2 separate regions of the Homo sapiens genome follow, and region 1 is linked to region 2. A link is an interaction called in ENCODE POLR2A ChIA-PET data of the cell type or tissue named here. Cell type or tissue: Caco-2. All regions are shown on one strand. Each heading gives the region's core, and the rest is flanking DNA. Links, peaks and the distances in the headings are about the cores only.

Region 1 (4,381 bases), core at 84-4,083, 510 kb after region 2:
TGCAGTGGTTTCTCAGTCAGAAACAACATATTACTGTGTTCTTATTTGACCTCTCAAAATTTTTCTTCTTACTAAGGAAGTGACGGGTAGGAAGAATGCTCTTCTTAGGCCTAGTTAAGGTGAATTTGCATGTGTGGAGGGAGGACGGGCACTAGAGAGATTGTTAACTGCTGGAAGGCTGGGACTACTTTCTGTCGTTTTGTCCCTCTCCTTCTTTCCCCCTTCCAGTGCCCAGAACAGAGCCTGGCACCCATTAGGTACACTATGGGGATTGAAGGAATTAAGAGTCCACAGAGGAGTCCCTGGAAACTTGGTAGGTGTAGGTCAATGTGTGTGATTGAGGAGGAGGACTTATTTTTAGCTGCTTAGATTTTGAGTAGCTGCAGGAAATTTAAAGAAAAAAATAGTGTCAATCACTAGCAGAAAATTACATAATGTATATATGTAAGAAAAAAGGAAATAAGACTATGACTGGATGCTTGTTGCTGACAATATTTTCAGAGTGAAAACAAGGAACTTAGGATGTTTATTTTGTAAATGTCAGGAGAAGAACCTGGGATATGAGATGGACAGGGGCAATCCTTCTTTTGCTAGGTAGGCTAGAGCTTACCACGCTGCCCTACCAGGTTCAGCAAAGAAAAAGCGCAAAGAGAATAAAACCATTCCTCCAAATACTGGCCACATGAGCTTCTCTGAAAACCTTCCATTGGTTTCAGAATTAATGCTTTAATTATTTTTGTGAGTAGTAGAGGCGTAACGTATGGCCCAGTCCCAGTTCTCAGGACCATTCCAAAGAAATGTTTCTAGCTCCTCCGAACCATGAAATGTCTACTTCCCATTTTTTGGACTCACAAAGAGCGAGATCCTGGGTGTCAGGGCAAATTCCTCCACCCAGGGATCCAGGGGGAGGCTGGCTCCTTGGCTAGAGCCCCAGGGCATATTCACTGGCATTTCTGATGCCTGTAGCTAGTCTAACATTAAACTTGTGGGGAGGAACCATTTCTTTGGTATCTGGCTACAGTAGAGCACTAGATAGCTGGAGAGTGAAAGACTTGGTCCTGGGTGCTTCCTGGCAAGCTCTCCTGTTCCACTTCTAGAGAAATTTTATTCAGAAAATTGCTGCAGGCTTAGAGTAGAACACCAAGAAATTCAGAATGGGGTGGCCTGGTGACTCACTATTGAAAACCATTAAAAAAAAATCACTCAATGACTTCTCTCCACTCTCTGGGGACCAAGGAAGTGGTAACTAATTATGGTAGCCCCTTGCTTCAATCTTTGATACTCTGTTTAGCGTATCATTTTATTCATATGTTCGGTAACATTTTTCTTTCTCAAATTACAGTTTTTGCCCAAGAAAATATTTTTAAATTGGGCTTTTTTTTTTTTTTTTTTTTTTTTTTTGCAGTTTCCTCTGTTTTATCTACTTCTTGCCCTTCCATATCCCAAAGAGAAGATGCTCTGTCAAAGGGCTGTCAGCTGGTGCCATCCGCAACTAACTCCACGTTCTGGGAGTTGCCGAGGGCTGCCTGGGCGGCCATCCCAGGACACCAGACCACTCGGCTCGTATCTCTGGTTACTTCCTGCGCTGGGGAAAAAAGAACACGCTTGCTCTCCTGGGTCCTCGGGTAAACTACAGGCGGCTTCTCCTGGGTTGGAATCCGTTTTGGCGGTCGCCTAATTCCGCGAGGGCTTTTTCACGGCTTCAAGCCAAGAGCGCTGAAGGGAGGAAAGGTATACTGATGCCGTAGGGCTGAGGGAGGGATTCCAGGCTCCTGGGGTGTTCTTCTGCAGCAGGACCCCTCGCTGGCCGCTGCCAGCCCACTTCCGGAGGAGTTGGCCTCGTCTAGCCAACAGTTCAGTGGGATTTCTTTCTTGGACATAACTTCATATCATTGAAATAGTCTACAAAAGACACCAGCTCAAGCCGCGAGGGCGTTGAATTGTCCGGATTTGGGGTGGCGGTTAATGCTCCTCTTCTGGTGCCTCCCCCGCTGGGGCCCTGCATTCCATTAGCCCCGCGCTGGGGTAGAGATGCCAAGTTTAGGGGCTGGAGAGGACAAGGGGAAGGACGAGAGAACTCTTGCACCGACGGATGTAGTTCCAAGCGACCCGAAATGAGGAAAACCCAGAAGGGGCGGACGGAGGGCAAAGTCGGCCCAGGACGATCTTCAGGCGCACCATTCTCTCGCCCTGGAGGGACAGGGAAGGGCGGAAGCGGAGGGTGGCTGTCCAGCCGGGAGCCTCTGATCCACGGGGCTTGGACCAGCCACCCCACCCGAGGGCGGCTGAGGACTGGGCGGCCGAGCTCGCGGCCCACTTAGCTAATGCCGGGTAATGCCGACCCCGGCCCAAGAGCAGCAGCTGCACTTGGGAAGGAAAACTCTTTAAACAAATCATTTTGGTGTCTAATCAATTAGTGTTTGCGCAGTCAAGTACCGTAGATTTAACAGAATAATCGTTACTGCCCTTGTCTTTATTTGACCCGCAGACACCTAGAAGATTTAAAAATGAAACGCCGGTGTTCCGGGCTCCCCACCCGTTGCCTTCGACTCCCTCCGGGGCCTGCTAGGCCAGGTCGGGGCTTTTGCTTTCTCCAGGCCTAATCTCCTCTTTGCCTCCCTCTTCAACCCTCCTTCCCCTTCACACTTTTCCACACTTTACCTTGTTTTCTTGCCCTTCCAGCCCTGTCGGCCTTCCGAGTCTCGATCTCCTCATCCCCCCGTTCTTTACCCCCGTGGCTGGCACGAGAAACGGCTTCTGATTGTGGGACACCCAGGATTCTGGGCGAGCGCACCTGCCTTTTGGCCTGAGAGCCATCTGGGTGTAGAATTAGGGACTCGCCAAGCGCCCAGTTGTCTTTTCCCTGGACCCTCACTCTCTTACCCCTTCCTGAACCAGCCCAAGACCCGAGGGGTCCTATGCGAGCTCTTTGGCTTCTGTGGAGCTTGGAAAAGACTTTTACCTGCGGGCGGGGTCTGCCTGAGTCTCTCCCGGTAAATGCAGTGACCCACGGCGCAGGACGGGGGTTGAGAGGAAAAGCTGAGAGTATAGCCTTGGTCCCTAAAACCCGTTTGCAGGGCGGGGAATTGGGTCTAACGGCGGGAGGGAGGATGTTGTGGGGGGAATTCGTGGGGGGCTTCCCAGCTGACTGTTGTGTGGTGACTGCACTCTCTGATGCATGCTTCTCTGGGCCAGGTTATCTCCCAAGGTCCAGGGGTGCAGCTAGGAGGTTCTCCAGGCGCTTCTGAATTGCTGCTCCTGCACCTCCCTCCTCACCCGGAGTCTTTTTCAGGCCTAACAGGTGTGGACGCCTGTGTATGTGTAGACAGTCTGGTTCTGCGCCATGCCTGGCCCTCATGCCACCAACGCTGGGTTTCAGGAGCCCCACCAGCCCTGAATCGAGGCTCCACAGGGTTGGAAGGATGCTTACCAGGGCCAAGAGACCTCGAGGTGGGGCTGCGGGGCAGATGGACCGGTGGGGTGAGGAAGTTTGGGCCACCCGAGTGGCCAAGAACACCTCCACTCCTTAATTCCGCTAATCATTTAGCTCAGCAGGGAGGATGAGGTTGGAGGCTGATGCACCCGGGTAGTGGGTTGGTTAAATAAGAGGCTGTAATTCTAAAAGGGGGAGAGGGAGATGAGCTGGAGGTAAAGCTGCGTCTTCCTTTCCACATTTGGGGCTCTGGCTGCCTCAAATTGAGCCTGGAATGTTTATACGCCCCCAGAACTGCCTCGCAGTCCCTGGTCTCCATCAACCACCTGAGAAACTTCGCTCTCAACAATAGATGATTATAATGTACTTGACTAATGCCTGTATTTTCCTGTTTAACATACATTAATCTGAGTAACAAAAAAAATCAATATTGCTAACAACATTGCAAACAAATCCTGGTCTCTCTCACACAAAAACCTCCTCCGATTTTCAGTCACTCCTACCTCCTTGAATTTTGTTATTCACCTTTAGTCTACTGGCAGTCCTTGGCTAGTCTAGAATCCAATCCTGGCTGGCTGTCAACAGCCCTTATCTAAAACTCCTGATTTTTTTTCTTTCTCTTTGTCTTTCTTTCTTCCTTTCTTCGTTTCTTTCCTTTTCTTTCTTTTCTTTTTTCTTTTCTTTTCCTTCCTTCCTTTCTTTCTCTCTCTCTTTCTTTCATTTTTTTTTCAGCCGTGAGTGGAATCTGGGACCCTTCAAATGCCATCCTCCTTTCAATTGGGCCATTTGAAGACCTCGAGTTTACCTCAAACTTCATCCCTTCCAGCACCAGCAAATGCCCAAAGTCACTGGCCAATGACTTATGCTTTTGTTGTTTTCCTTCCCTAACAATCTCCCTTGTGTGACAGCCACCAGCACCTCCCTAGGGCAAGAGACCCCACGCTCTGC
Region 2 (4,381 bases), core at 98-4,097:
TGGGATGTGAGGAGCGTCTCTGCCCGGCCGCCCCGTCTGAGAAGTGAGGAGCCCCTCCGCCCGGCAGCCGCACCCTCTGAGAAGTGAGGAGTCCCTCCGCCCGGCAGCCACCCCGTCTGGGAGGAGAAGAGTGTCTCCGCCCGGCAGCCGCCCCGTCCGGGAGGGAGGTGGGGGGTCAGCCCCCGCCAGGCCAGCCGCCTCGTCTGGGAGGGAGGTGGGGGTCAGCCCCCCGCCCGGCCAGCCGCCCCGTCCGGGAGGGAGGTGGGGGGGGTCAGCCCCCCGCCCGGCCAGCCGCCCCGTCCGGGAGGTGAGGGGCGCCTCTGCCCGGCCGCCCCTACTGGGAAGTGAGGAGCCCCTCTGCCCGGCCACCACCCCGTCTGGGAGGTGTGCCCAACAGCTCATTGAGAACGGGCCATGATGACAATGGCAGTTTTGTGGAATAGAAAGGGGGGAAAGGTGGGGAAAAGATTGAGAAATCGGATGGTTGCCGTGTCTGTGTAGAAAGAGGTAGACATGGGAGACTTTTCATTTTGTGCTGTACTAAGAAAAATTCTTCTTCCTTGGGATCCTGTTGATCTGTGACCTTGCCCCCAACCCTGTGCTCTCTGAAACATGTGCTGTGTCCACTCAGGGTTAAATGGATTAAGGGCGGTGCAAGATGTGCTTTGTTAAACAAATGCTTGAAGGCAGCATGCTCGTTGAGAGTCATCACCACTCCCTAATCTCAAGTACCCAGGGACACAAACACTGAGGAAGGCCGCAGGGTCCTCTGCCTAGGAAAACCAGAGACCTCTGTTCACTTGTTTATCTGCTGACCTTCCCTCCACTATTGTCCTGTGACCCTGCCAAATCCCCCTCTGCGAGAAACACCCAAGAATGATCAATAAAAAAAAAAAAGAAAAAAGAAAAAAAAAAAAGAAAAACTAACAAACAAACAAACAAACAAACAAAGTTCACAGTTACAAGTACTAGACTAGGACAATGCTGGATGAGGAACCTATCTATTAGTTAATATAAATCGCCTTACTTAATCAATAAAACAGAAAAGTCACTGGATGGATATCAATCATGACTACCCCTAAATCATTTGAGTTGCTTTAATCCTTAACAGCTAGCAAAAAGCAGAAGCTTGCCGAAACGTGACATGGATGTGTAAGTTTTGAGAGAACGAGAATGGAAGAATGACCTGGCAGGCAGTGACACACACTCTTGTGCAGATAGGACGATGGAGGCCTCATAAAGAAACACACAGACACGCCTGTCTCAGGCACACACACCCACACCCATCCTTGTTGCCACGGGCTACACAGCTCCTACCCCAGGTCTGCTATTGAAAATATTTATTACTAACGTCATGAAGCTTACTTCATTAAAATGGATTAGGAATGGGATCCTCATAAGAGACACCTGAGAGTTGGATGTATTTTCTACAATATGTACCTATTACTTTCATAATCAGAACAATGAATGTTAATCTTTAAAGGCAAATATCAAAATATATGCCCCCCAAAAGAATTGTACATGAATTACCAAATTTATCAAGAATTGGCCACTACAGAGTCTCAGAACTGATTATCTACTCCAAGTTGTTTGTCAAACTCCTTTTTAGAGCTGCAGAAAGCCTACTTCAAAAGGAAGTTCTGGCCAGGCGCGGTGGCTCACGTGTGTAATCCCAGCACTTTGGGAGGCCGAGGTGGGTGGATCACCTGAGATTGGGAGATTGAGAATAGCCTGACCAACATGGAGAAACCCCGTCTCTACTAAAAATACAAAAGTAGCTGGGCGTGGTGGCGCATGCCTCTAACCCCAGCTACTTGGGAGGCTGAGGCAGGAGAATCGCTTGAACCCGAGAGGCGGAGGTTTCTGTGAGGCAAGATCTTGCCATTGCACTGCAGCCTGGGTGACATGCGTGAAACTCCGTCTCAAAAAAAAAAAAAAATTAAGTTGTAACAGCTGGCTAAGCGAAGCTGGTGAAAGTGGAGGTGTTCTGATGGGAGCTGGAGCTGAGAGCCCTGGGGGCCTTCCAAGGAAGCCTGGGCTCTGAGAAGTAATGTGAAAGTCACTAGGCCAATCAATCCTTTTGTTTAACAGAGCCCCTAACTGAAGCCCAGAGAGAAATAACTCACCAAACAGCAGACAGAGTCTCAAAGGACCAGGACTCCAGCAGAGCTAGGGCCTGTGACTCCTAGTTTGAACTCCGTATTAGTTAAGCGAATCTGGCCCTGAAAGTAATCCTGAACTCTGAACTGCAACCATCTACTTGAGAGTCCATGTGCTCTCCTAACTATAATTTAGGATTGGTTTCAGCTAAAAGTGGTATTAAATGGCAGGCAGTATTAGGACATACGTAACCACTGACGGCTTCTCTTCTGAAGACCAGTGACTCCTCAGCCCAGTACCCCAGGCCGCCCACACCCTGCGATCCTGGTGCTTCTGCTGGCATTGAGTGCCCTGCAGCTGAAACCCAGCCTGGTAAGTAAACAACGGTGAGTTTACTCAGCTCCGGGTAAGTTCCACCCATTCATTCCTGTCCCCTCCTCCCTCACATTCCTCTACCCACAAAGCAATGCTTCAAACTGGAGGAAGAGTTAACTTTACAGCATTCATCCAAACAGATGCAGTCCGCAGTTCATGCAAACAATGTAACCAGCTGTCAACTGACCTCCAGAATATGGGGCCTTCCCATGAGGCAGGAGTCTGTGGACTGGGATGGAACAGCTCGCCAAGCCCTTCAGCGGAGCCAGGAAAGAGAGGGCCACCTCCCAACTTCCCTGAGTGCCCTCCCCATGCCAAGGCGCCAAGCTGAGGCAGAGGCTCGGGACCACTGAACCTTATGAGCTCAAGACCATGCCAGCCACCCCCCCAAGGCACACAGGTGAGATGAGAACAGCATCTTCTCACGCCGCCTGCTTTTCTGAGGGATCTTCTGGCATGAGCCACAGAAATGACTTGAAGACTTATATGGAAGATGGGACAAGATGGGACGACATGTGTTTCCCTCCTAGAACCGCTTTCTGGACTGGGAGTGTCCACACTCCAGGTCAGCCAGGCCAGATTGTCACACCATGCCCCTCTCTTCCTCCTCCTCTTCATTCGCTCCTCATGGGCCCCTCCCCTGGCTCCCCTGCCCCTCCCACTGCCCCCCATGTCCGTGTCTCCCAAGGTCCTTCCCAGCCTCTTCTCATGATAGGCTGTTTCTGGAGAGTTCCACCCAATTCCACAGCTTCTGCAACTGCCTGGCACCTGTGCATCTGAGACCTCCCACCCAGATCGTGCACTGGAGCTCTACACCACATTTCCAATTGCCTCCAAGATGTCAGCCCCTAAATGTCCTCATAGACTCATAAATTCCAAACTCCAGTGATGCCGACGCTCCTCCTTCCTAGCTCTCTTGCCCCTCATGTCAGAAGCCTGGGACAGTGCTGGGCACCCCTCTGTGTCTCCACCCCAACAGCCCAACAGTCACCAGGTGCTAGAAAAGACTGCCTTTTAAAAGCCCTCTCCTGTCCGCCCCTGCCTACCAGCCCCCTTGCCATGGCCATAAGTCAGCCCCCAACCCTACCCCCACCAATCCTCTCTTGACTGGTGCAGCAGCCCCCGGAGGCTTCCTCAGCCAGGCTGAGCACGAGGTTTCTTTGGGCAGACAGACTCTCTCATCCGTACTTGATTGGAATTCCTGTGGGTGGGGCCCGGCAAGAGAAAAGCTTTGAAAATCAACCCCCACATGGGTTTTGAGGAAGAGCCAGGCCTGGGCAACCAGCATTCTGGCCAATTTCCTGCTCAGGCCTCACCCTCTTTTCAATCCACCCTCTGCCTGTGGCCACCCAAAACCACTAGCACTTTCTGGAACATGGCAGGCCTTCTTTGGCTTTCTGCTGTGTACTTCTGTTCCTTCCACCCTAGCCCCACCCATCCTCTCCCCATCCAAGAGCAAACAGCTCTGAACAGTCTGGAGTAGCTGGAGACACTCCTCATCTTGGCACTCTCCTTGCCACTTGCCATCTAGCAGAGCTGGATGCTTCCCTTGAGCGCTCTCTGCTCCTCCCCCAGGTATCTAGGCTGCCTCCCATCTCCCCCACTGGCATTTGAACTTTAAGAGCCTGGTCTTTGTGCTTGGAATCCAATGCAAAGGCTTCCCATAACTAGCACTCCATAAACAACTTTTGAACAAAAATTCAAATTCCCAGTGGTTCAGTTGCACCAATTAAAGACTAAGTATTTCAGTCTTTTCATCCCTTTTTTTCTCTTTGAACTACCCATACATAATACAATGGATACATTTAATTTTCCAGAGTTGTTAATGGTATATAGAAGTCTAAAAACTATTTAGAATTAGCCAAATTAAAAAAAAAATCGTTACGCTGAACTTTGACCTCATTTT

Evidence for each region. Peaks named below come from ENCODE experiments on the same cell type or tissue, not always from the same donor. Only the 100,000 strongest peaks of a DNase experiment are listed, where the experiment ranks them.
Region 1: POLR2A ChIA-PET joins it to region 2 with 7 read pairs; 2 of 35 experiments call an interaction of 5 or more read pairs at or near these places.

The regions. Positions count from the first base shown.
Region 1 is chr15:52,792,946-52,797,326 of GRCh38, forward strand. LOC105370824 (a long non-coding RNA gene) reads left to right here. Exons shown (of 2, transcript XR_001751550.2): 2 at 1,406-2,461. Among named protein-coding and RNA genes, the nearest start is that of ONECUT1, 4.8 kb to the left of the region's middle. RefSeq lists enhancers at 1,471-2,168, 2,169-2,864. In Caco-2, for the core only: no CTCF peak of the experiment used is centred there; no DNase peak of the experiment used is centred there.
Region 2 is chr15:52,286,053-52,290,433 of GRCh38, forward strand. The region is part of intron 1 of MYO5C (myosin VC); the gene reads right to left. Among named protein-coding and RNA genes, the nearest start is that of MYO5C, 7.6 kb to the right of the region's middle. RefSeq lists an enhancer at 53-809. In Caco-2, for the core only: no CTCF peak of the experiment used is centred there; a DNase peak (open chromatin) is centred at 2,519; H3K4me3 peaks cover 221 bases.